2 separate regions of the Mus musculus genome follow, and region 2 is linked to region 1. A link is a loop called in an ENCODE intact Hi-C map of the cell type or tissue named here. Cell type or tissue: heart. All regions are shown on one strand. Each heading gives the region's core, and the rest is flanking DNA. Links, peaks and the distances in the headings are about the cores only. Region 1 overlaps Adamtsl1 (ADAMTS-like 1). Region 2 overlaps Adamtsl1 (ADAMTS-like 1).

Evidence for each region. A loop is a pair of places that touch in the nucleus more often than their neighbours do. Peaks named below come from ENCODE experiments on the same cell type or tissue, not always from the same donor. Only the 100,000 strongest peaks of a DNase experiment are listed, where the experiment ranks them.
Region 2: a loop joins it to region 1, with 1.9 times the contacts of the local background. A loop is called at or near these places in 5 of 42 quality-filtered maps.

The regions. Positions count from the first base shown.
Region 1 is chr4:86,389,228-86,402,077 of GRCm38, reverse strand. All of the region lies in intron 23 of Adamtsl1 (ADAMTS-like 1), which reads right to left. Among named protein-coding and RNA genes, the nearest start is that of Gm33730, 45 kb to the left of the region's middle. In heart, for the core only: a CTCF peak has its summit at 6,265; DNase peaks (open chromatin) are centred at 5,167 and 6,217; H3K27ac peaks cover 974 bases.
Region 2 is chr4:86,304,354-86,317,203 of GRCm38, reverse strand. The region is part of intron 15 of Adamtsl1 (ADAMTS-like 1); the gene reads right to left. Among named protein-coding and RNA genes, the nearest start is that of Gm33730, 130 kb to the left of the region's middle. In heart, for the core only: no CTCF peak of the experiment used is centred there; a DNase peak (open chromatin) is centred at 6,273; H3K27ac peaks cover 2,968 bases.

The sequences.
Region 1 (12,850 bases), core at 3,266-11,265:
GGAACACTTACCCCTTGGTACGTCTGGGAAGACAGTTTCTGGACCCCTTTGGGTGTTGAAGGCAGAAAATGTCTTAGCCTCTGTGTCAAATGGTGCAGAATCAACATGTAACATGAAACATGTAACACACATATCCTTCAGTGTGCTTCCAGTTATATCTAGTTATGCAAATAGTATGTAAATAGCTGCTATGCCGTGTTATTTAAGGAGTAACAGCACATAGAGACTGTGTGTTGAGTAAAGCCAGGTTTCTTTTTCCTGACTACTTTTCATCTGTACCTGGTTGAATCCCTGAATATGGAACATATGGATACAGAGACCAAAACATATTATTTATATAACCAAATCAAGTTTTGTATGGAGCACGGTTAGGTTCTGAAAGCAAAGAGTTCTGCAATGGTTTCTTAGTAAAAGCTTTGATTACTCTGCTTCACTTTTTTTGGTATTGTTTTTAACTCTCTGCAGTTATACTGTCATTGGGATGATTTTAGTGTCCTTAGCAGAAGCACTTCACTATAACCGTGTGATACCTGGAATCGCCATTCTATCACTGTGAATTAACTGTTGGAGGATTTGAGGGGCTAGGAAGGTTTCTTATGGTTGGGAACAAGATTATAGGGCTGGAATTAAGAGGATGTGCAGTATTTGTTGTGCATATAGGAGCACCATGGCCACCTTCTGCTTGGCCCAAATCCCTTTACTGGGCTCAGGAAGCTGGCAGGACAACAGACACGCAGACTTATGCTGATTTATCTGTCTTGATACCACTTCAAAGAGTCACACATTGTACACGGTTCCTGCCAGGGTCTAGAAAGGCCTCGAATGAATTTTTGGTTCTATCTCCTTGGAAACAAAATGTACAGGGAACTCATTATTTCTGAGCTGCCCAGCCAAGAGAGAAGTAAGGAATTCCATAATTACAGTGGATTTTCACATTAAAAATTCTTGGTAGAATGGTGACCTTGGGGTTGAACTTGTCGTTCACAGACCGTTCAGAGATAAGGGGTTAGAAGTGGAGGTGAAAGAATCTGAACCACCAGGGAGATGTGGATGTATTACAAGGTCCCATCTCACAGGTGATAGATAGTTCAGCTACTGTGATCATTATCTGATCCCTCTTGGCCCGACACATCTGCTGGGGTTTGTGCTGACAGGCTAGCACAGGTGAGGAGTAGCCACAGACATCAGCAGACCACTTTTTGAATGATAAAATTTCCAAGAAGACTGAGAAGCCTTTCTAATTTTAAAAGTGCAACCCACAACCCTTGCATGGTTATGTCCTGGCAAAATGTCCCTTCTACCTTCTACAATTAAAACATGACGGCAGCTATATGGAAACAAAGCTGAACTCCACTGCTGTGCTGTGATCTTAACGATGCCAAGATGTTATTCTGGCCTCCTTTCTAGGCACGCAGGGGAGAGGCATTCAAAGCTGGCCTCTGTTTCTGGGGCTCTGCAGAGTTGGACCGGCAAATGATACACGCTGTTGAGGGCTGAGATGGTATAACCTTCCTGGTACACAGATATGTATGAAAGACATCTGTGCAATTGAAGCAGATTTCCAGGTTTTAGTCACTCGATTTTGCATATTCCATATGTATGCTTGGTTTGAAATTTTACCAGTAGCAGAAGAGATGGAAATTCTTCCTTACACCTTTCTCTCCACTACCTGGTTACTTACAGTCAGTTTTGCATGTATTTGAAAAGTTCCTTTTTGAAATAGAAATAGTAAAGCTAAGCTACAACTTCAGTCCTTTTCTACTTTACATTTTAAACTCCAGGGACTTTGAGATTTGAGGAGACTTTCAAGATTATAGGACCAGTGCCAGGCAGAAGAGGAAGTTAGGAGTGTATGTTCATTTCCAAACATTTACCCAGAAGACATAAAGGAGTGTAGGTAAGATGGAAGCTGGGTAGCATTTCTGCTGTATAAAAGACAGACACTAATTATGTAAGAGTCGAAACTCACCCTATTTCTACATTAGTAGCCAACTCCACTTCTCCAAACTGAACACAGCTCATGGAAACACTGCTACTCCCCAAGGGTAAGATGGACTTCACTGGGGACCAGACTCTGCTGAGTCATGCTTCCATAGACATCAATTATTTACACACACACACACGTACACACACACACACACACACACACACAAAGGCATCAAGGCTCCAGAGACCCAGTGTAGGACTTAAAACAGGAACATGTTCCTTGCTTGTTTGCATCTTCATGGCTCTCTGGGAAGGATGTGTGTGGTTCCGATTCCTACCAATGTTTTCTTGGCCCATCTAATTCTATAGATCCTTTATGATGCTGCATAGCTCCTATCTCTTCACAAAGTCTTCTCAGATGCCGTTCTCTCGGGCAGACTGCATCCTATTTCTCTTATAGAGAAAACACCCTCTGTACTCCAGTGTGAAGCAAGGACTGAGAGGAAAGAAACTGTTCTTAGCCAGGAGAGCTTCGCAAGTGGTCTGGAATCTCTCCTGAGTTTGGCTTTTTCCCCCTAGGGTTCTAGGAGCCCTACTTTGTGATCATTCTTTACTTTTAAGAAAAGGGAAGCTGCTAAACTTGGAAAAATGTATCTACTGTGTTTTATCTCCTTTGGTTCTCAAAACCAATCCTGAGATGGAGGTTGTTGCCCTCTTTTACTAGGTAGGAAAGGAAGACTCTGAAAGGCTAGGCGACTCCATCAGAGAACTATCCCAAAGCCCATGTTTTCTTTACCCTTTTGGCTCAGTAGTGGCCTGGACCTCTTGCTTAATTTATCTGAGATAAGCTGAAACTCTCAAAGAGAACTTGACTAAAATGTAAGTGAAGTTAACAAGCAAAGAGTTAAAGAACTAAGAAAGTGAAAAAGGAGTAAGTTAATGAAAAATTAGGCTGACTGAGGCCTGAATCAATCTACCACCCATCTTCTTTATCCCTGCTGCTAGGACTTGGCCACTAAGTTGACTCAACTTCCTTCACTCTGCTACTTCAAGAAAGGAAGGGCTGGGGCAATAGGGAGCCTAAAGGAACTGCACACACACCATGTGCAGAGATACCACTCTAACACTTTAAATACTATATTTACCCTTTTCTTTTTGGGGGGGGGGGTTTCGAACAGGGTTTCTCTGTGTAGCCCTGGCTGTCCTGGAATTCACTTTGTAGACCAGGCTGGCCTCGAACTCAGAAATCTGCCTGCCTCTGCCTCCCGAGTGCTGGGATTAAAGGCGTGCACCACCACGCCCGGTTTATTTACCCTTTTCAAGAACTCCAAAAAGTTATGCAACCATCTGTCTTCAGTTAATAGGCTAAGGCATGAGAGCTTGAATCATTTGTCTGTGGCTATTCAGCTGTCAGTAGGTAGCATAGCCAAGCCTGCTGGTTCTAGAACCTGCCCTGATCATCGTGCCATGCTCTGAAATGCAGGGGAAGGGCCCCATTAGGCAGCATGGACAATAGAGGATGGAAGGGAAAAGTCTTTTATGAGAGGACCAAGCCTTGCAGCCTTGGTCTTTTATTAATTTTCAGAGTGGCTGCTTCACCCTCATGTCTCCTTCTATTATACTGCTATTACATTACCATTATTCTTCTATTACATTACTGTTATCACTCATGGGCTGATCTTTTTAAACCAAAGAGTCCCTTCATGTTAAGGGCATGCATGGGCCAGGACCTCTGTGCTCCTACCCAGAAGGTACCACACATGGGCCCTCTAATCAGGCACCCATCTTCTGAGCTACTTCTTAACATTTGACACTTGGCAGCCAGCAACTGTCCCTAAATCCAAGGAAGAGCTTAGTGTAGGCCACAGTGAAGAAGAGAATAGACTCTTAGGTTTATGACAACAGAAGTACAAAGGGCAAAAAGGAACACATATTAGCTTTAATTTTTGTCCTGGGCACTGAGCTAGGCACACTGCACAGAGCTTCTCATTTAAGTCTCACAAGCCCAATTCTGAGGGCTGGGTTATTTATCCCAGTGAGGAACCAGATGCTGTGCATTTGGAAATGGCCCTTCCAACGGAGGCGCCTTTTCCTCTATAAAGCTGGCTGAGAACTGAGGCAGGAGGGTCTGTCTCTCCTTTCACAGATCCTAACAAACCCCGAGACACAATCCTGCCCTTTTTCTTCTCTAGTTTGCCCTTGGGCCCTGCAGCTGCTGTAAACCTGCCAGTCTAGCACCACACAAACACAGAGGGGGCACAGAACACGAGGGGGTGTTTTCAAGAGCCATTTCATGGTGAGGAAGGATTTATTAGGGCAAGTGTGGAGTTCCCCATTTTCCCACTGGTGGCCTCTCAATACCTGTCTATTTTGGGGACACCAGACTTATTCACATCGTTCCTATTGGGTACGCTAGGAAGGGCAGTGGCCTGGGAATTCTGTCTTGGTGCCAAGAAAGGGCAGGAGCAAGTGTGAGTGAATTTTCTCAAGGTCTCCATTTCCTGATTATCTAGAATCTTAAAATAAGTCCATGCCTGGTTACTTGCTATGGCCTGGAACAGTGGCAAGTGGGGGAGATTTACTGCCTTGCTCTCTCTGCCCAGCTATTTTAAATGTCACTTATGCTTTGGTGTCTTTTTATATTTATGGTTGTGTATTCCAGTCTGAAGAACTGCTGTACTCTTCCCATGGCTTCCCCATAAACACTCTTTGAAATACTGACTTCATTTTACACAGTCTGCTGCTAAGCTTCATCTCCTCCCTATTGGGCTCTGTTAGCCACTTCAAATTTTACCTTAAAAAAGAGACCAAAGTAAATAAACACAGGCTGTGAACAACAAAAAAACACCAGTCTTTCTTCTTTGTGGCAAAGCATATTCTCCTTGTGGGCAGTACTTCAGGAAACAAAACATGACTTCCTTGTGGCATGAAATCTCAGCTTCCCAGTATAAACGAGGAAACAGATGCCAACTGTTCTTTGAAGAGGGTCAGGATAAATTTCTTTTTTGCAATGGCTTTCCTCATCAAGGATGCTGGTCCTGCCCTTCAGGTTGCCTTGCCCTTCCTCTGCATCACTTTCCCTGACACCTCTGGGGTGGGTCCCATTGTGAATTAATTTCTACCTAACCTTTGGCCTTCAGGTCTTGTTGTTCTCACAGCTATCTTTGGAGAGGAAGTAGTGATGATCTTAGTCTTCCCCAGGATCACCACGAAACAGGTTTCCTAACAGATGTGGCCTAGGACATCACTGATGTCATAGCGTGCATGGGAGGAAGTTCCTGATGCAGCCTATACCAGGGGAATCAGGAAGTGCGCTTCTAAGGGCGAGGGTGGAGGTGGGGGACAGATGGAAAAGCTGTAATTAAAATAGAAATGGGAGATGGGGTGACTCAGGAGGACCACGGCCCTGCTACCAACCTCTGTTTTAAGATGCTGGAGAACCGAGCTTCCTTTCTCCCTAGGATCTGGAAGCAAGCCCAGAGACATGAAATGTCTTGTAATACTAAGTGTAATGCTAAGTGACTAAGAGAAGGTTGTCCATAGCTTTGACTCTTGAATTGGGAAATACAGTTTTACTATTATGGGACAACAACCATATTCCTTAGTATACTTGCTGCATAGCAAAAATTACTCTATAGAGTAGGCAAAACAGGGGCAGGTACAACACGCAGTGCCAAAAACAGTTCCTATTTCTCTCCTTGCAAAAAAAGTTTGCCCAGCCCTAGTGTGGAGCAGGTGCCTAGGGAATCAGTGCAGAGTGATCACTCCAGGCAGGGACAAAGACCTCTAGGATTTAGTTTGAGGTCAAGGGAGGGTATTTAGGGAAAAGAAAGCTCAAGGCAATGGCAAAGACCAGGGGAGTATTTGGACAGAAATGGAGTTATTGTATAAGACAATAATAAGGGTGGGGAGAGAGATACATACAGTGTTAGATTTTAATAGCAAAGAAATTGTGTGCTAAGTTAGACTATTCTAAATGATGACATATTCCATTTTTTTTCCACTCTAAGCATGTAGTAAGGAATGGGGAGGTGACTTTGGAAATCCACTCGACCCTGAGAATAAGTTCTTTAAAAGTACTGATGCTTAGCTCTGCCCCCAGAGAGTCTAGCTTAATTGGTCTTTGTTGAAATCGTTTTAAATTTCCCAGGTGGTTCGATTATCCATTTGGGCCCCTCTTACCAGAGGGAGGAAACGGTCAGGCACGTGCCTGCTGAAGCTTCAGGCCAGGTAGGCTAGCAGGTGCCCAACACATGTGAGTCAAATTAACTCAGGAATATTGGCTTGTAGCGGAGCCAGCTTGATAAGCCTCTGGTTTACTAGAGTTAGCTGTACAGCATGCAGTTGGCCACATGGCTTCTAATAAAAGAAATCACTTCTGCCTGCCTTTGCCTAGTCCTGGACAAGCTCACAATGCTCAGTGCAATATTGAGTCAGTTTATAAATTGGACATTTAAAGACTTTTTTTTTCTCTGTTGTTTTAATGCGACCATTTACAAGGCCTTACAAAATTTGCCCTCTGCCTTCTTGTCTATCTGGTCGGCTCTCCAGCCCCCATTTCTTCTCTCTGTGACTCCACTCCAGCCACTGTGGACTCTTTGTTGTTCTTGGAGCGCACGAGTCACATCCTCCCCTGCTGGGGATGTACCTGGCATTTCTTCCAGCAGACATGAACCATGCTCAGTAGCTTACTGCACATCGATGCTCACAGATCATAGTTTTAAGAGCTCCTCTGGTTGTAGAGGCAACCTCCTTCCCACATTCTGAACTGTTCCCTGATGGTCCTTTCTACTTTTTGGTGTTCACACACTAACACTGTGAACTCCATCTGTAGACTGCAGCTCTGGGTTTTGTATGTTGCATGCATGGTGGACTTGGATTGCCCACCGGTGTGACATTCTTTATTGGAATGGCCCAGTTCTAACTTAGTGCCAGAGAAAGCAATGTTCACCGTTTAGGGTGAGATTGTGGATCATCACCGCTCTAAACAGAAGTCTTGGGCCAGTTGAGCTTTGCAGTTGTCTGCAGAGAGATGAATGTCCCGAAACTGTGCAAATGTGGACAGGTGGTTAGTGTGGAAACACAACTGTGTGAGCATGGTCTGTGAGCCTTGGTCCTGATGACTGATGGGCTCTGAGATGCAGAGAGGATGCTAGTGCTGCTGTGAGGCTGTAGTCTGAGCTGGGTGTGTGCTGGAGCCCTGCAGGGGAGAAGGGCCAGGAACACTGAGGATAGACTAGTCATGGGCTCTCCTGCTCTTTGCAAAATCATTGGGCACGGGAAAATGGCTCTTGTGGGGATGGGCCACGTGCCTCTAGCAGGAATGCTTGTAAGGTCTATGGAGTTGAGCTTGTTCACTGACAAAGGAGAGAGTGTTCTAAGAGCAGCAGTTCTCAACTTGTGGGTTGCAAACACTTTTTGTGAATGACCCTTTTATAGGGGTCATCTAAAACCATTGGAAAACATAGATATTTATATTATGATTCATAACAGTAGCAACATTACAGTTATGAAGTAGCAATGAAAGTAGTTTTATGATTGGGTCACCACAACATGAGGAACTGTATTAAAGGGTCACAGCATTAGAAGGTTGAGAACGTGTGTGTGTGTGTGTGTGTGTGTGTATGTATGTGTAAGCTAGATGCATGTGGATGTGTTTCTCAGAACCTATTTTATTTTCTGAGACAGAGTTTCGGTGAACCTGGAGCTCACTAATCTGACCACACTAGGTAGCCAGCAAGCCTCAAAGATCCATTTCCCCCAACCCCCACAGACACATGCCAGCACACCTTGCTTTTTATATGGATGCTGGATAGCCAAACTCAGGTCCTCATGGTGGCAGAACGACACTTTACTGCCTGAGCTAACTTCACAGCCACACACAGGCATCTGTGTATTTTGTTGCTGGAGTCATCTGGGGAAAATCCAGGGCCGATAGAACAGGGTTTTCCTCTTTGCTAATTGGTAGGATGTTCTAAGTCTTTCAGGGTCTTAGGTCTTAGGAAGAATGCCTAACTCAGTAATAGGGCACAACGACAGTGGGAAGACTGCTACTTTGAAGCAGGATTTGTGATTTCCATTATAGACCTCAGCATTGCAGTTAATAATGTGTCGCAAATGCTTTCTGCATGGGGCCGGAAGAAGGATGCCTTAGGCGCAGGGGCCACAGGGCTTCTCAGTCGTGAGTACTCAACTCTGTTCTGTGGCATGGATGCTTCTGAGGACAACTCGCAGGCTGGTGAAGGGATGTAACTTATAACAATACAGTTCTCTTCACAAAATGAATAGCTTTTAGAACTCTGCCATGAAGCCCCGTCAAACAGGTTTAAGACTTTGGGTGTCTTCTAGATTTCTTAAATATAAGTTTAATGCATAGCAGAACAAGCATATGAAGGAGAACCATACCAAGGTCTCAAGTGTTCCACTCTTCAGAGACATAGTTAAGGGAATGAAATGATGGCCACAGTACAAAATATCTGAAAACCATGTATCTAACTTTCAAATTATATAAAGATTTTTGAAGATTCAGTTCTAAGTGAAGAAACCTCCGAGTTTAAAAGATTGATAAAACATCTGAGCTGGTTTTTCACCAAAGGAATTGGGATGTAATTAGGGAAAGCTGCTCAACACTGCTGGTTATCAGAAAAATATAAATGTGAACCACACCGAGATCACTACCGACATCCTAAAACTAAGACAGCAAGGAGAGCAAGCTTTGCTGGGGACTTGGAGGATCTAGAATGTCACAAGGTGCTGATGTGGGTATGAAGTAATGTGCCACTGTGAAGAGAAGTGTGGCCTTTTATTAAAGTCCTACCCACACACCTGCCATGTCATACAGCCTGTCTCCCCTAGGCATTTAGTGAAGAGAAGTGAAAGCATATGTCCATTCAAAGACTAACGCATGAATTTTTATGCCAGCTGCATTTTTAATAGCTAGAAGCTGAAGTAACCATTCTGTTTCTCAATCGATGGGTGACTAAGTAGACTATAATATATCCATACACAGAGTGCTAGGCAGTGAAAGGAGACGTGCTCTAATGACAAAGGTGGTAGCATAGATGAGGCTAAATGATGTGATAATGAAGAAGTCCTAGCTGACAAGAAGGGGGTAAGCAGGATCGGATGAGGAAAGAGTGTGTGTGTAACTCCCCAAATAAAAAAGATTCATAAAAGAATGGCATTGTTCCCTTTATGTAACACTGTGCACAGTGAGATTGCCAACTCTGCTAGAGAGCAGATTAATCAGTGGTTAGCTGAGGTGGGAGGAGTGGGAGAGAGCAAGGTTTCGAGGAGTGATTGTGAAGGGGTGGAAGGAAAAGAGATCAAGCCAGGAAGGCACACAACAAACAAAACCAAAGGTGTGGAAGGAAACCTTGGAAATGCTGTATGCTCAGTCTGTTTGCCGTAGGAGCCATTTCCAATGTAGATTATGTGTGATTTGTTTCATGTCGATTATCAAATGGTTAAACATGCATAAATATATGTCCTATAAATCAATAAAAAGGATAACTGTCATAAATGAACAGATGACACTAATGAGCAATTCCTAAATGAAATTAGGAGACTGAAAAATTTATTAAATTGCAAAAGTAATAAAAATAAGGATGTACTTATAATGTTTCTTGTACCTCATGGCTTTGTGCACTACAATTACAGTGATGAATGTAAAAGCTTGTGATTATAACCTATGGAGATAACACTTTGGAGACATGGGACCTCTTATTCAGTTCTCATGGGTATACAAGAGGAATACAATTTAGTTGGGGGAAAATTAGATAATGCATAGTAAGACCCCAGACAGTATGAAGACTTAACACAATAAGTCTGCCATTAGGAATTGATCCCAAGTAAACAGGGGTCATGTGAAGACAGAAAAAAGTCATTATGGTTATTTTTTAAAACAGTGAAAAGACTACAGAGACCACAAAAATCCAACAGAGAATTGATTGACTAAGACAGTATTCTCTGTCAACAAAGCCATGAAAAGTGAAATCATAGAAAAGTTTTTAGAGACATAGATATTTGTTGGCTATCACTAAGTGATAAAATCCTTAAAGCCAATGTGCAGCACGTAGTTATCTTTAGGTAAAATATATAAAGGATTCACACTCATACCTCAGGGTTGAATCATTAGATATTTTTCTTTTTCTTTTTAAATTTGATTTCTACTTGTTATACAATGGAGATATATTGTTATGATAATTACAACTTCAATTAAAGTTACTTAAGAAAAATAACTTTACCCTATAAATGAATACTATTGTCCCTGGTGATCCTTCCAAAAACATTGTATTCAAAGTTATAAGAAGGTTTAGATACCCTGAGGAGGTCTGAGATGCTTCTGCTCTGAAAATGGAGACTGTGGGGCCCCGAGTTAGGGCTGGACCAAAGGTAGTAGTGCCACATCATGGGACTGGCTCTTCCTTCTAGAGAAGCTGGTATACTCTTGAGCCTCCTGCAGAAAGGACAACTATCACCAAGTTCCAAAGAAGTGGTGCTTGTGTTGCTCAGGACAGTGGATCAGGTAGGCTGGACCCTCTCTCTGTACAGCAGAATTCAGTGGGCATTTCCTACTAAGAGACTTAGTCCTAATTTTCTATGTTACACTCACGGAAAGTTAGGCCTAAAGAGCAGACTCAAGTGCTATGCCATCAGCTGCAGCTGTGGCTTGAAGGGGACTCAATGCCAATATGCCATCTAACTAAAACAACAGTCTATTTCTGGAAATAGATTCACTCACCCCCTGGAATCTCAACACTCAAGTCTCAGCAAATCAGAGCTAGCACTGAGATATGGCTTTTAAGACTCCGATTCTCCCTAATCCCCTTCCTTTAATGAAAGAGGAGAACCACAACCCAGGAGCCACTGCTCCCGTGCCTCACAACCATGTGGTACCACAGTGCATAATTAGATTACAGGCAGTCAGCCCCAGACACCAAGATACTTGAGCCTAACCACTTGCTGGCTCCATCAGTGCTGACAAATGGCTTTCATCCATGAAATCAAGTGGATCAGGCATGGATAGTAATGAATTCCAAGGTAGTACCTGTCCTGAGTGACAGAAGATACACATTTCCATCTTGGTTTAGAATATGTTACCCTCAGCATAAGATTGGTCATTCAGAGTGCTAGATGGATTGTCCTGAGTATTTCTTTTACTACATCATCCTCTTGTAAAGAAAAGCTAAGTGCTGAGCAGACAGCTCAGTGGCCACTTCTCTTACAAAAGATCTGAGTTTGAGTCTCAGCAACCATGTCTGGTGAATTACAACTTCCTATATTTCCAATTTTAAGGGATCTGACTGCACGCACACACACACACACACACACACACACACACACACACACACACACACAATACAAAAGTTAAAAATCTCTAACTATTCATCTTAGCTTTTTTTTTTAATAGTGCACTTGCTTTTTCCACAGTCCAGAATTCAAGATGTTCCTCCATTTGCGGCTCTTTGCTGTTTTAATGTCTTGGGAACTCAGTGTGAAACTGCCTTGCTGGCCTGTTTCTTATGACCGAGGGCCCAGCCAGAGGACCAGCTAGAGGTGGAGACCTGTCCAACTGGGAGCACATGGGTGAACTAATTTGGATGAGCAGGAGAAACTCAAGGTGGACGGAGGGCATCAGAGTTGTTGATGTAAACTCTGGCTGAGCCTTGCTAGTCTTGATTCCAGTCTAGCAGCCCATCATCAGGCTCAAAGCAAAGGTATTGCACAGTTAGTTCTAGAAGGATCCCTGACAGACATTCTGCACAGTTCATCTCAGGATCCATGGCATAATTTTCTTTTCTTTTTTTCTAGTCACGAATGCCCATTTCTCCCACATTCTGCCTATCTGAATGCTACTCACACATTTTCATAGCATCATGGAGGCTCTGGCCTGTGAAAACCCAGTTTTCAGAGACCTGATATTTGACACAATTTCCTAACTCTAATTTATCTCCACAGTTGCACACAGAGCTCCCTTAGGTCTACAGTGCTGGGGCAGCGCTGACTTTGGTCCTGGCCGTTACACCCAGGGACTTTATGAACACTGGCTCACTGTCTCCTTCAAATGGAGCAGTCTGGAATATTAAGGTGTTTTAACTGTTAGATTTAAATACCAGTCTAAGGTAACAAAGCATCATAAACTAGCAATGGAATGCAGCAGCAAGCACAATAAATCCTTATTGCCCATGGCTAAAATGAGACAAAAATATTATTTCAGAATAAGGGAGAAAGAAATTACAGCTATCATAGAAAGGTATGCGTCCCCGAACCTTTCCTGCTTGTGGAATGGTACCTGAGTGACCCAAAAGATTCATTCAGCTTGAAGATTAGCAACTGCTATGACCTTTGTTAGTTACTGGGCTCTAACTAACAGGATAACGAGGAGTATAAAACAAAGATGTTTAAGTTGTCCATACTTAATTTGGAGTAGGCTTATCATTGGTAAGCCAAGGAACTGACATTTGAAGCTTGCATGGCTTCTGATCAGTAGGATATGGGAAAATATAATGCCAAGTTCTTCATGTAATAGTAAACAGAAGAGGGCCACTTTTTGATTTGATGGATGTCTTACCTTTACCTAGACCAGAAGAGAGAAGACAGCTGTGTTCCTATCCGCTGAAAGATATAAGGGCTCTCCACTAATTTCAGACAATAATGGAAATTGAAATTGAAGGAAATCTTTGTATTCTAACTGTAAATCCACTGAAGGTCTTGGCCATTCAGATAAGTAATTAATTGCCAGTGTGACAGTAAAACTTAGGGTGGGACACTAGAGGAACTTTAAAATTTGAGTCAAGAGAATAATTCTATCTATTGTTATCACATTCAGGCACACATAGTGTAGAGAATTTCTCCATTTTCATGGTCTTAGAAAAAGCCATTAAAAAGTTTGTTTTTTCTCTCTAACCAGTATAAATCCTGG
Region 2 (12,850 bases), core at 2,614-10,613, 84 kb after region 1:
CTTTAATGGTATCTGTGCTTCTGCCATCAGTTCCCTGTTTTGGGGGTGAGTAATAGCATCTCACAACAAAACCACCACACTGGAGCAGGGTGCACATCTCTCAGTGGGCTCTTGGAGAGGTGATAGGCTGGAACGCCTGCTCCTCCCTTGTACAAGCTGGGAAACCCTGTCTGCCTGGTCCCCCAACCCTACCAATGTTGAAAAAACGCACCTGCTTACTTGGGGGAAACTCCAAGCTAATGTACTCTTCTGTCTCCTAATTTCAGTTAACCCACCCAAGAGTGCTGGCCCAGGGGCTCAGGTTTTGACCATGTATGGGCACAATCCCAGCTCCTCGCTGACACGTCATCACTCCTTGTCTAAGCTCTATAAGACTCTTGCTTTACTGACCTCCACCTGTGTGATCAATGAGAGCTGCCTCCTAATAAACCTGCTTTTATCTACTTTTAATCTGGTCTAATCTGGCATATTGCACATCACTGAGGGAGAGAGAGAATGCCTATGAAGAGGGACACACGGAGAGAGTTCCGTGTGATGGGAGAGATAGAGAAGGGAATGACAAAGCCGCAAGAAAACCAGAAACTACCAGCAAACACCAGGAGCTTGACACACTACGAAGCCCGGCACCTTCACTTACACGCGAGTTTAGCTTCCAAATGGAGGCAATGCATTTCTGCTGCTTTAAGCTTCTATTTTGTCATACTCTGTCACCATAGCGCTAGGAAATCAACCCCCTGTAACCTGAGCACCTACCATGGTACCTAGAACAAAGCCGGTGCCCAGGGGGTATGTGGTGACTGCTGTGGAGGTGAGTGGACAGTAGGCTGTGTGCACCTCTGGACCGTTCGTTTTCAGTGGTGCCCTTTCAACATCCTGTTTCCGATGTCTGCTGCAAAGCTGATACCGCACACGTTTCTTCAGTGTGGTGACTCTTGCTGACAAAACAGGGCCTAAATTGCTATCTCTTTGATAGACTGACTCCCACTTCATGTAAGCATTTATATGTTTTATTGTAGTGTTTTGGCCTACCTGAGTGGGATGTGTGATAAGACTCTCTTCTTTCTGCAAAATACCGGAAGTGCTAGGCAATGTGTATTTAAGCCATTCTAACACACACACACACACACATACACACACAAATCTGAATTCTGAAACACCTCTGTACCAGGGATTCTGGCTGGAGAACCATGGCCTTGTGTAAGGAGGGTGGTAAGGCTGGGAGCTCTGCTTACCTTCAGCTTCTGGGCTTTAGGTGTTAACTCATGGTTGGGCCCTTAGCCAATATGTCAGAAAGACTCCATTTCCCCAGAGTTCTTTTGCTACACTTCTGCCCTTTGAGCCCTCTGTCCTGCACATTACTATCCCTTTGGTCAAAATCTGCTTGCAGAAAAGGCTGTGTGGATGGAAATACTGTAGTGGATTCTCCACACCTGTCCAGCTTCAGAATACTTGACTCCTGACCAAGGATAGGCAGAGGGTGGAGGGTTGCCCTCCATCCCAGTTGCTGGTGTTCTCTTCCTTCCCTCTGCCAACAGCATGTGTACCTGGGGTGACTTGTCACTGGAACTCCACATTCCACAGTAGACTTGGCTTCCAGATCTCCTTGGGTAGCACTGGAGCAAGGTCCAGCCTCCTGACTAGTCCTGTCATGTTGCTGAGATCTGTTCAGCTCTAGATCTTGGGATGGGAGAACACTTTTAGCCATAAACCACAAGCCATAACATGACAGCAGTCTTGCTGGTATCTCACATGATCAGCAATAACAGCAGTCACTAACGACTGCACCACCCTATCCTAAGCCTCAGCCTGTGCAAATGTTTTAAGTGCACCATTCCTTTGATCATCATTACAGCCCTATGAGACAGGCATGGTTATTGTCTCTATTCGAGCAGGCGTCCAGGCCTGGAGAAGCTGAGTGAAGGGTTCCACATACATACGTCAATGTCACCTACTTCACATCCAAGGCACCATGACTTGGACTCAGGCCATGAAAAATGGAGCTGCTCTCTATCAGAGGTGAGCACAGTAGATTTGCAGTTCTAGCTCTGCTTCATCAAGGCTTCTTTCATGGAGATCCCAGCAGGACTCCAGGGCTGAGCTGAGACACGCGCTTATACATATATATGACTCTACGGAGAAGATGCTTGATATACATATATATGACTTTACGGAAAAGATGCTTGAAGTTTTTCCACTTTACAGAGTGAGCTAAGTAAGGCTCCGAGGCACTAAGCAATCTGTCCAAAGTTACCCAGCTACTAAACAAGAGAGTCAGGATTCAAACTCCTGTAGCTTTGGCTTCTGCATACCTCGTTACTAAACCACACTGTTTCTGAAGGCAGGATAAAGAACACGGCAGAACAAAGCAGTTTTGAGTGTCCCGGGCCAGGGTCCCTAGTGTTCAGAGTTTAAGAAAATGACAAATGGCAGAGTGACAGCTCTATTTCTTAGTAATACAAATAAATATACTGACACCACCCAGGTCTTGAACACACTTGCGGTTGGCATTCCAGTGAAGTGGCCATTTGGCAGCTGAGTGGGCAAAGGTAGAACGGAGTCTCCTGGAGAGACTCACTTGGCTTTTGAAATGTGCCTTTTGGAGCTAAGTGGGCCATTGAAGCCCATGGTGGCTGGCTGCCATTCACAGCTCTGTTTGTATTAGTTATTAAACAAAAAATACTTTTGCATTCCTTTGCATAGGGCTCATTGTGAGAGTTGCCAAATCTCTTCCCCTACTCTTCCTGAGAAGGTACTGACCTTTGCCTCCCAGCAACTAAGGGAATACAGGCATACAGAGCCTCCCTGCTTTGACCTATTACACTATAAGAAACCTCTCCTATCTTAATCTTTATGGAAAAAGTAGACTTGAAGCTTTATCCAACATTTTAAGATGCAGTTCTTGTTGGAATAAAAAAATTACAGTAAACTTTAGGCATTTAGTATTCTTCAAAAATTGCATGTAAACCTCCAACATGACATCTCTGCTCACTATTTATATCATGACATTTAAAAAAAAAAAACCAAAGTTCCTCAAAAATCTTTGTTTTTTGTTTTTGTTTTTGTTTTAGAATACATCTGCAATCAGGAGGCAGAGAGTAAACGGGCCCTATGGAGCGTGGTGTCTTAATCTAGAAAGATTAAGATGGATAGTCAGGTGATGTCTAGGCTCCTTCTCTTTATTTTCTTGGATGATTATTAGTCACTTCAAATTTATCTTCACATCTTAAACTATCTATTGCCCCCAGCTTCCACAATGCCAGTTTCAATGAAAATCTTGTCAAGTATGTCCTCTAATTCAAAATTTCCATTGGGAAGAGACGCCTTCAGAAAGGGAGAAAAATGTTTACCATCTGTTGAGAGATTAATAGTCAAAATACATAAAGAACTAAAATATTAAACTTCAAAAGAATTAAAAAATGGTCACAAAAAATACACAAAATATTCAACTTCTTTAGCCATATAAGAAATGAAAATCAAAACTGTTGGCTCAGATGGCCTGAAATTCTCTTTTTGGGCAATCCTTAACCTATATGTAGTCTAGGAGGAATATCTTCTGGTGCAGAGCAAGGCCAGAAGGGCGGGGAAGGGCTAGAGGAAGAACTCAGGCAAGGGGACAAATATACTGTTTGCTAGAGCTCTGTTGACAATGAGATTTCAAATGCTAGATAAACTATACATAAACAGTGGTAGGAAAAAATCAAAATTACCAGGTCCCCATAATGTCCATGGCTGGATGCATCAAAACAAAACAAAACTACTGAGATTCCATCTCACCCAAGTCAGAATGTCTATCCTCAAGAAAACAAATAAAAGCAAACTCTGCTGAGAAGGTAGGATTTAGGGTGGTGGTGGTCAGACCACTGCTGATGGCAACATAAATTAGGATAGCCATGCAGTCTCTTCAAAACAAATAAACAAACAAATATGATCCAACTTTATCATCCCTGGGTGTATAGATGTGATGGGATCAGAATCAGCATACACTAGACACTTGCACACTCACATTTATTACAGTGCTATTAATAATAATAATAATAATAATAATAATTGTAAAATCAGTCTAGGTGTCATCCCCAGATAGACGAGTAAAGAAAATGGAGAATTATTCAGCTCTAAAGAAGAAAACATGATGCCATTTTCAGAAAAATGGATGGAACTAGAGATTACCATGTTATCAAAATAAGCCAGTTTCAGAAAGAGAGCCATGTTTTCTCTTCTGTAAATGACAGTGACTTACAAAGGAGTAGGACATAAAAGTAGAATCGTGATTATTTGGGTAGAGGAAGGGAACCAGTAGACAAAAGTACAAGAGAGGAGAATGTATGCGGTAATATGATATGATCAAAGTGTAAGAAATACATGTTTGAAGATGTCATAATGAAACATGGGAGCAAATATACCATGAACATGTGCTGATGAAAACATCTGAAAAATGAAGCTAGAATGCAGAATAGGAGCTATCAGGGGAGAAAGGCGATGAGGAAGAAGGGAGAAGTGATCTAGAGAGGGTCCAGGGAACTGTGATCAAGTGCACTATGTATATATAAAAATAGCATGATGAGAATCATTATTTGACACAATTACTATGCTAATTACAAAGCCCTCCTGGAGTCAGAGCTGAGCTTTCAGTGGGGCAAGCAGCCAGCATGGCCAGGAATTAGCTTTGGGGGGATGTGGGGTGGGGGCGGGGTGGGTGGTGGGTGGGGAGGCTTTCCAGCCTGGAGCTGAACATCCTGAGTGGCTCTTTCTCCCTGCCCCATTCTTCCCCTTTGTAAGGGTTGCACTTTACCATTGGCAAGGAATGGCTCATTGGCAAGTCAACTAGTTCATCACTAGGCCAGTATAGCTGGAAGTCAAACATTCAGAGAAGACTGGACAAATAAACACAGATATCTGAAAAGTAAATTGAGCCAAGTTTCTTATTGTCTGTGAGGGCAATTACAAGTATGTGAAGGAGCAAAACCAGAATAGTCAGTCCTTGAAGAACTGGGTTGGGTTCAAAAGCAGTTTGTGTGTATGTGTGTGTGTGTGTATGGCCTTATGCATATATATGTGTGTGCCCCATGGAGATTCCTGTATCCACCTGTGCAGTGCTTAGATCACAATGCATGCTGGCTTTTATGTGGGTGCTGATGATCTGACTGGGTTCTCACACTTGCTATAGCAGGCACTTTATCAACTCATTCACCTCTTTAGTCCCCAACTCATTGCTGTTAAAAAACAGATACAGTGGGTATGTGCAAACACTCATAAATGCACATATTGCTTTCTAGCTCTTTTCACTGACAGCCCTAGAAGTGATGACACCCCATTGTCAAACAATCTGGTGCCTAGGCCTCAGGATCTCTTTAGTAGAGACTCTAGTTCTATTCTCTAATGAAACAATCATTTCCTATATAGTTGGCCCACTCCAGAGCAGAGTTAGGAAAAGAAATAGTGAGCTTGGAACACCTTGTTCTACCAGGCAACTGGGAAGTACTCTAGAATGATGGGCTTTATGTCAGAAGGACACAGAAACCAGCTAGGACAGGTCCCATTGGCCATGACTGCAACAACTTGATAATAATGGATGTTAATGGATAATAATGGAACTTAATCCTCAGGGTAGCCATATTGAGAGTTGGGGGTCATTTCAGGGGCATTTATGTCACACGATGTCTGTCCTCACCAATGGACAAATGCCAACATGAAAGGGCGTGGCAGTGGAAGCTCATTCCTTTCTTTACTCTCCAGCCTCCTTCCATATGAGGAGAGAGCATTGCATTCCTCATGTGTTCAGGAGCTCGCTTTAAACAGCAGCCCTCCCAACATGCCAGTGTCTTCATCTTAGACTTTCCACCATCCAGAAGGGTGAGGAATTTCCCCTCTTTATAAATAGCCCAGTGTGCTATTCTGTTTTATCAGCACAAGTGAACTAAGATGTTTCCCATGAAATGCTTGTTACTTACTATTAATAAACACAACAAGCCTTTTAAAAACCTGAAGCTTTGTTAAAAATGGAAGTTATAAAAACCATCAGTTTGGCTCCATGTCCCCCATATTTCAAGCTTCAAGCCCTTGGCTAGCCTCTGAGGTACTTTGCAAAGTGATTTGAAGTGCCTTTTTGGGTTAGGCTCCAGTTGATAAGGCTTGGCTTTACGCCAGTATCTAGTGACAAACTGCAGTGACATACAGCCTCTCAGGCCAGCTCCTGACTCCTCCCCTCTGGACTGTTCTTTCTGATCTCTGTCCCTGATAGCAGGGGTGGTCCTTGTTCCTCAGTGTGCCATTGTCTCTTTCCATAGTGGGGTTCACCTCGTTCTTTGGTTTCACATCTATTACACCACTGTTATTTGTTTCTTGGACTCTTTTCCTAGACCGCACACCAGGGCCAGCAGGACCTTTATGCATCCCGGCATCTTGGGGAACTAGATTAGTGCCTGATGCTCAGGGAGGCCTGTGTCACTTTGGCCTTGGGCTCTGGCACCAGATTATTCACAGATGACTTGTGTTCTGCTACTCGTTAGAAAAATCTTGGGAAAGTTATTTAGCAATTTTCCACAATTAAAATCGGAATAACAGAAATCATGGTTTCACAGGGTTGTTATGAGGTTAAAGTGAGAACTTCTGGGTAAGGACCTAAGGCTGGGGCCTAGGACAGATAAACACAAGATAGCAGAAAATGTTCTTGCTCTGTGCTAGTGTGTGAGGACGGAGCTGAGGACAGCGTAAATCAAGAGTTTATAAGGCTTCCTGGGACATATGAGAGAAGGGAATTTTGGTGATGGGCTCTTAGGGAAAGGACACCCATGTCTGACTTATCTTCCTTAGCATTTGCTGCCTAGCACTGTGACAGTGCCTCAGGGGGAATGGGGCTTATCCAGGATGCTGAGCAGAACTGCAAGGTAGTGGGAACATAGTGATGAGTAGGACTGTGGAAGTGCAGAAGATGTGGTACATGCTCATCACATCAGAAGTAAACAAGCAGGTGTTAACATTCATGTGTGTATGCCTCTCTCTCTCTCTCTCTCTCTCTCTCTCTCTCTCTCTCTCTCTCTCTCTCTCTCTCTGTGTGTGTGTGTGTGTGTGTGTGTGTGTGTGTGTGTGTGTATGTGTAGGCCAGAGGGAACTATTCCACTCAGGTGTCATTCTTAAGAAACCATTCATTTGTGTGTGTGTGTGTGTGTGTGTGTGTGTGTCTTTTATGGAACTTGCCGAGTAGAGTTGCCAAGTTAGGGTATCTGGACAGCAAACCTCAGGGATCTACCTCTCTGTGTCCCCTCTGCACTGGATTAGAAGTATGTAGCACCAGGCCCACCTCGTTATCTATGGGTTCTGAGGATTGTAGCTAGGTCCTCATGCTTCATGAACTGAAATCTTTCTTCACTCTGGCTTCTTCATCTTGTAGATAAGCAAACTGACATTCAGAGAAATAAGCAGTTTCCTCTGTACTGGGAACCGGACTCAGGCTGCCCCTTCCATTCTGCTCTGTCTTGAAGGACCCGAGGAGTGCATCATTAAGGGTTATAGAAAGGGAGGCAGAGGAGAGAGGAGCCACTTCACTTGGCCACAGGAGATAGATGAGCTACCTGTCACCCATGACCAGTGCACTTTAGGGAATTCCTTAAGGGGGACTAGAAGAAACACAAAAGATCAAAGGATGTGGCAGGCATTAGAGTGTAAAACCATTCTGGAAGGCCAAAACTTAACCAAAAGCTTATATGATAAACAACATCAGGAAAATCAGGGCTTGCTGTAAAACTGTAATTGCTGTAGCTCAGGAAACAGGAGATAGAGCCATGCTTCTCTTGGAAGCCTACCCACTTGGCATGAGGTTTTGGCTCCATAAAAATAATTGTAGCCAAGATTACCAAACACCTGAGGTGGCAAAGCACTGACTTATATATGAGAGCTGTGTGGCCAACATGAGTGCTTTTACCGTGCCAACTGCCTCACCATCTTAACCATTTCTCAAAAGAAAATAAACAAACCAAAGTTATCAGCATTACGAATTGTATTTGCTAAGCTTTGTTTGATACTCTTAATAAATTATTTTATGTTTATGTGTGTGTGAACATATGTCTATATACCACGTACATATGCAAGCCTGTAGAGGCCAGCAGAGAGGTCCCATTCCCTGGGAATAAAATTATAGACAATTGTTATGGGCCACGTAAGTGTTGGGGACAGAATCTATGTCTTCTGCAAGAGTGTAAGCACTTCTAATCACTGAAGCATCTCTCCAGCCCCTACAATTGACATTTTTTAAAGGTTCTGAGTAGCTCTTGAGATTGTCATACTTGTAGCACACCTACTTACCATCTCATGCTATTAACTCAATATGCTTCTTTCATGGAGTGGGATAAAGGCAGAATAGCACCAACACTTGTGACAACTGTGCAAAGTATCAGTGTCTTCTCTCCATCTTTATACTCTTCTATGACAACGGCCACTGTCCCAAACACCCACATACCTGTTCACCTCTATACAGTGTGATTTCACTAGAACATCTAAGCTCCGGGTTGCCATTGTCTTTCAAACTGTCTTGTAGGTTTTTATAGATTAAAAATGAGATAGAATTATTTTTATTTACCCACAAGAGAAATGAAACCTTGTCATCCATTAGCCAGTGCTTGAGCCTACAGGATACTAGATTCGGAAAAATAATTTAAGCACAGGAAGGTAAGTATTGCATATTCCCATATACAATGCAGAAGCCAAATAAAGGGATCTCATGAAAAGAGAGTATAGTGAGCTATTACCAAAGGTAAGGAAAGTGTGGAGGAAAGAGAGAAATAGAGGAGGAGGATGGCTAGTGGGCAGAACATGCAGTGCATAGTAGGACCAAGTTTCATTGTTGTGCAGCACAGCAGAATATTCATAGTCCATAGCAATTGATTGACTCTCAGAATACCTAGTAAAGAGGATTTCTGCATGTTCTCATCATGAGGAAACAGTAACTGAAGTGATGTATGATCTTAATTGCTTGGTATGATCTGCCTGATCAGGCGCACCATGCCTGTGAATAGACTTATGCTGAGCCTCGCAGGTACATATATGCAATTATTAACTGACAGTTAGAAATAAAGCTGAGACTTCCTGGCAGCTGCTGTAACTCAGATCTGAGTTTCCCGGGAGCCTAGTGGTGTAGACATAAAATTCCTGTGATTCTTGGGAGTTTGATATTTTGGTTGGCTTGTCTAGAATTCTAGGTAGAAATTTCTTATTCCAGCTTTCCAGAGTTGCTTTCCTGTGGTCAAAGACACTGAATAGATTTGTGGAATAATCAACATGGTGTTATTTGTTGTTTCACACAAACATAGCGAAGCCCCTTCTTTTTCTAGAAAAACTCTCCTTCAAGCAAGTGAGCTCCTGCTGGGCTCAGTCACGTCCCAATACACACCTTGGCTTTTTCACCTTTGAACATTTATTTCCAACATTCCCTGCCTGAAAGAGTCTTCCTGTTCCTACCTACAGGTCAGATTCAAGCCCTTCCCTCCCTGTGTTCATTTACTTTGCTGCTCTGAGCTAAGTGCCAGGCCATCTTATGATCCAGTTTGTTCGTTTCTTCCCTACTGATCATTCCAAGTAGAACACAAAGCTTTCAAGATTTGGAATGCAGGGTTTAAAGGTAAGGAAGTGATTTCGTTCCATTGAGTCAGGACAGACATCTCTAGACACGCAGTGATTTAGAGGTGGTATTTCACATGGAAACGCTATAAACCTAAGTACTATAGTCCTCCCATGGGTTGAATTGTGTGCCATCCCAATGTGTATTGGAAAACCCAACCCCCAGCATGATCCACTAGAGTATGATCTGTTTTTGTCAAGGACAATTGTAACTGAGGTCAATAGGACAGACTTTAATTTAAAATGAATGGTCTTAAAGAATTAAGGATTAAGTTGGGTATGAAGATATACTTGAACAGAAAAGAATACGGCCATGAGGTAAGCAGCTGCCCTCCCTACAGCTCCTGGGAGCACATCCTTCACTTCTTTACCTCAGACTTCTGGCTGGGGAATGAATTGTTACCAGAGGTCATCACCTAGTTGGTGTATTCAGTTGTGGTTGGCCCAGCAAATCAATAGGCTCTCTGGAGTTAGTTCTCATGAGCAGTGTTAAGTTTGCCTGTGGTACTTGGACACTTACTTACATTTGTAAGTTTCCTAAGTGGAATGCTTAGGTCAGCACTTTGTGTCAGGGTCCAGAGATTTGGTTTTGTCATCTGTAACAAGACTATGCCTCCTCTTTCATCACAATCTATGCTCCAGCCTTGTGGGACTTTAATAATCTCAACCAACTCAGCCAGTCCACATGTTGTGTAATCATTGCTCAAAGCCTAGTGTTATGTATTTCAAATAGTGGGTTGAGTAATTAGAACACAGATATTTAATGGCTTTGAGAGACCATTATAAAGACATTGTGATGTATGTGATAGATGCTATCCATTTACTTATTCATTTCAGTGGCATCTATTGAGTACCTTTGTAGGCTAGCCTCCATGTAAAGGGGCATCATAGTCAATAGAACCAATATAGATGTAACTTCCCAGTCTACACTATGAGACCAGTAAGTGTGAGAGCATAGAATATAGGCTTAGGCATCAAGAGAGACAAGCCCTGGAAGAGCTATCTGGGGTCAGTGAGTGCTATGGTGAATCTTGACATGTAAGTGGTAGCCAGCCAAAGGTGTAAGCAAAGAGAGTGCAGGTAGAATGAGGTGTAAGAAAGGAGACATTTATAGAACTGAAATGTTGAACTCCCGTCTCAGGGCTGGAAAAAGTATTCAATACAAAATTTCTTATATCCCTGGGAACTTCTGTCTCTTATTTGTCATTGTCTTCAGTGATGTACCTGTGAGTCCTGGAAAGCAGAGGTCTTTTGGACCACCAAATCCTTCATGGAAGGATGACTTGAGATCACTGTATCACAAACTCATGGCTGCTGGGGCACTCCTGGATAGGATATACTTAATCAATTGAGAGCTGAAATTACAAGGGTCTTTTTGTACTGGGTGTCTCAAAAGATGTTAGCCTCAATATGGTTCAGATAGGACCATGAGGACAGGATGGCATGGTGCTTCACATAACTCTTTCACCCTGACTTATAGGCCTATAAACCTATTTTATGTTGCCTGGCTGTAATTTTCCCTAGACATATCTTGTTATCTCTGTCTCAGAGTTTGATAGACAAGTGCACAGAAGCAGTCAGATATTGCTGTAGGAGGCAATCAATCCAATCAGAGCTGAGATGAACACAGTATGAACATAGAAGCCAGACACAGAGGCATGTACATATGCAGACATTGACATACACAGAGAAGATGTATACACACAGATGTTAGACACAAATATATCATATACTCAGACACATAAAGACAGACACACATAGAAACATACATATAGACAGACATATGCACACATTAATGTTACCCTTGGACACACATATCTACACACACACACACACACAAACACACACACACACACACACACACATTCACACACACACACACACCCCTCTGGAGGACAGGATGTTGCTATTTTCATGGACATTCTGTTTGTTCACAGAGGCATTTGCTCTTTCTAGACATGTAGCTTCCTTTCTTGGGGATGAAGAAAGTGACTTTCATAAATATTTTTATGTTTGCCACACACACACACACACACACACACACACACACACACACACACACAAATACCAAAAATTATTTTTCTAGTTAGGTTCAGAGACATCTTCATATAGAATGTGTTTTACTTGTAGACATTTTCTTATCTTAGGACAGTTTATGGAACTGTTTCTGTCTAAAGTCTGTACAAACAGAAACCTCAGTTTAGGATTCATATTGGCTTATTACATCCCTCATTTGTTCTTGATTTTACATGTTGCTATTTATTGCTAGGACAATTAGCACTGAAACACTATTTTTAAATGCACTGGATCTGATAGAATCATCAGAGCACCCTGATCTCATTTACCAAGGCGGAGGCTCGTGAGCATGATGTCGACACACTACACCAGCCCAAATACTGGATCACAGTATGCCAGTGCGGGACTCTGCTGCCATTAGTGGTTTATAATGTTGGGCATGCTGCTCTGTTTGAATGTCAACTTGTTTACTTCAGAATCAGGATGGCAATAATTACCACGCTAGCTTCCAGTATCTACTAGGTCCTGTTGAAAGGGTGTCATGTGTGTTAGCTCATTTGTTCTACATGGCCTCTGATGTAGCTATGCACTATTTCACATAGGGGCAATTGAAGTATCTTAAAAAGATCACACAGTTAGTAAGGATGCAAGAGCTAGCCCTATATTTGGTGTAGAGTTTTAACCTGTGTCCTCCTCTGGTCAACCTCTGGCATGTTCAGGGAATAGAGGCAAAGCAGCTGAAGGCAGCTGCCGTGGTTATTCTTGTGATTGTTGCTATAACAATTTTCATGCCCAAGACAGAGCAATAGGTCTTTGAGGTTCCTTTTTGCTTATTCTTAGAATTCTAATAATTAAAATAACTACTCTACTTAATTTTGCTTCTTAAGTGTTTCATGCAGCCCAACATTTCCCAGGTCACAGGGAATATTACATACTTTCTCAGTTGGGAAAGCAGGGAGAGTTGGGCACTCTGAGCGCTGAGTTCTGAAAAACGGTGGAACCCATGTGGCTTGGGGTCAAACCACAGTAAATGCTTTGCTCCATGTAAGATGGAGGTCAAGTGAATTATATTTCTAACACATTACTAGGACAATGATCCCCAAACTCTGGGAGTATGGTCAGTTTTAAATTTCCTCTTTTTCATTTCTTATTTTACTCATTATCCTCTATTCCCCATTCAAAGCATTCAGGCGCCATCATTGATATGGACTATGGATGCTCCAGA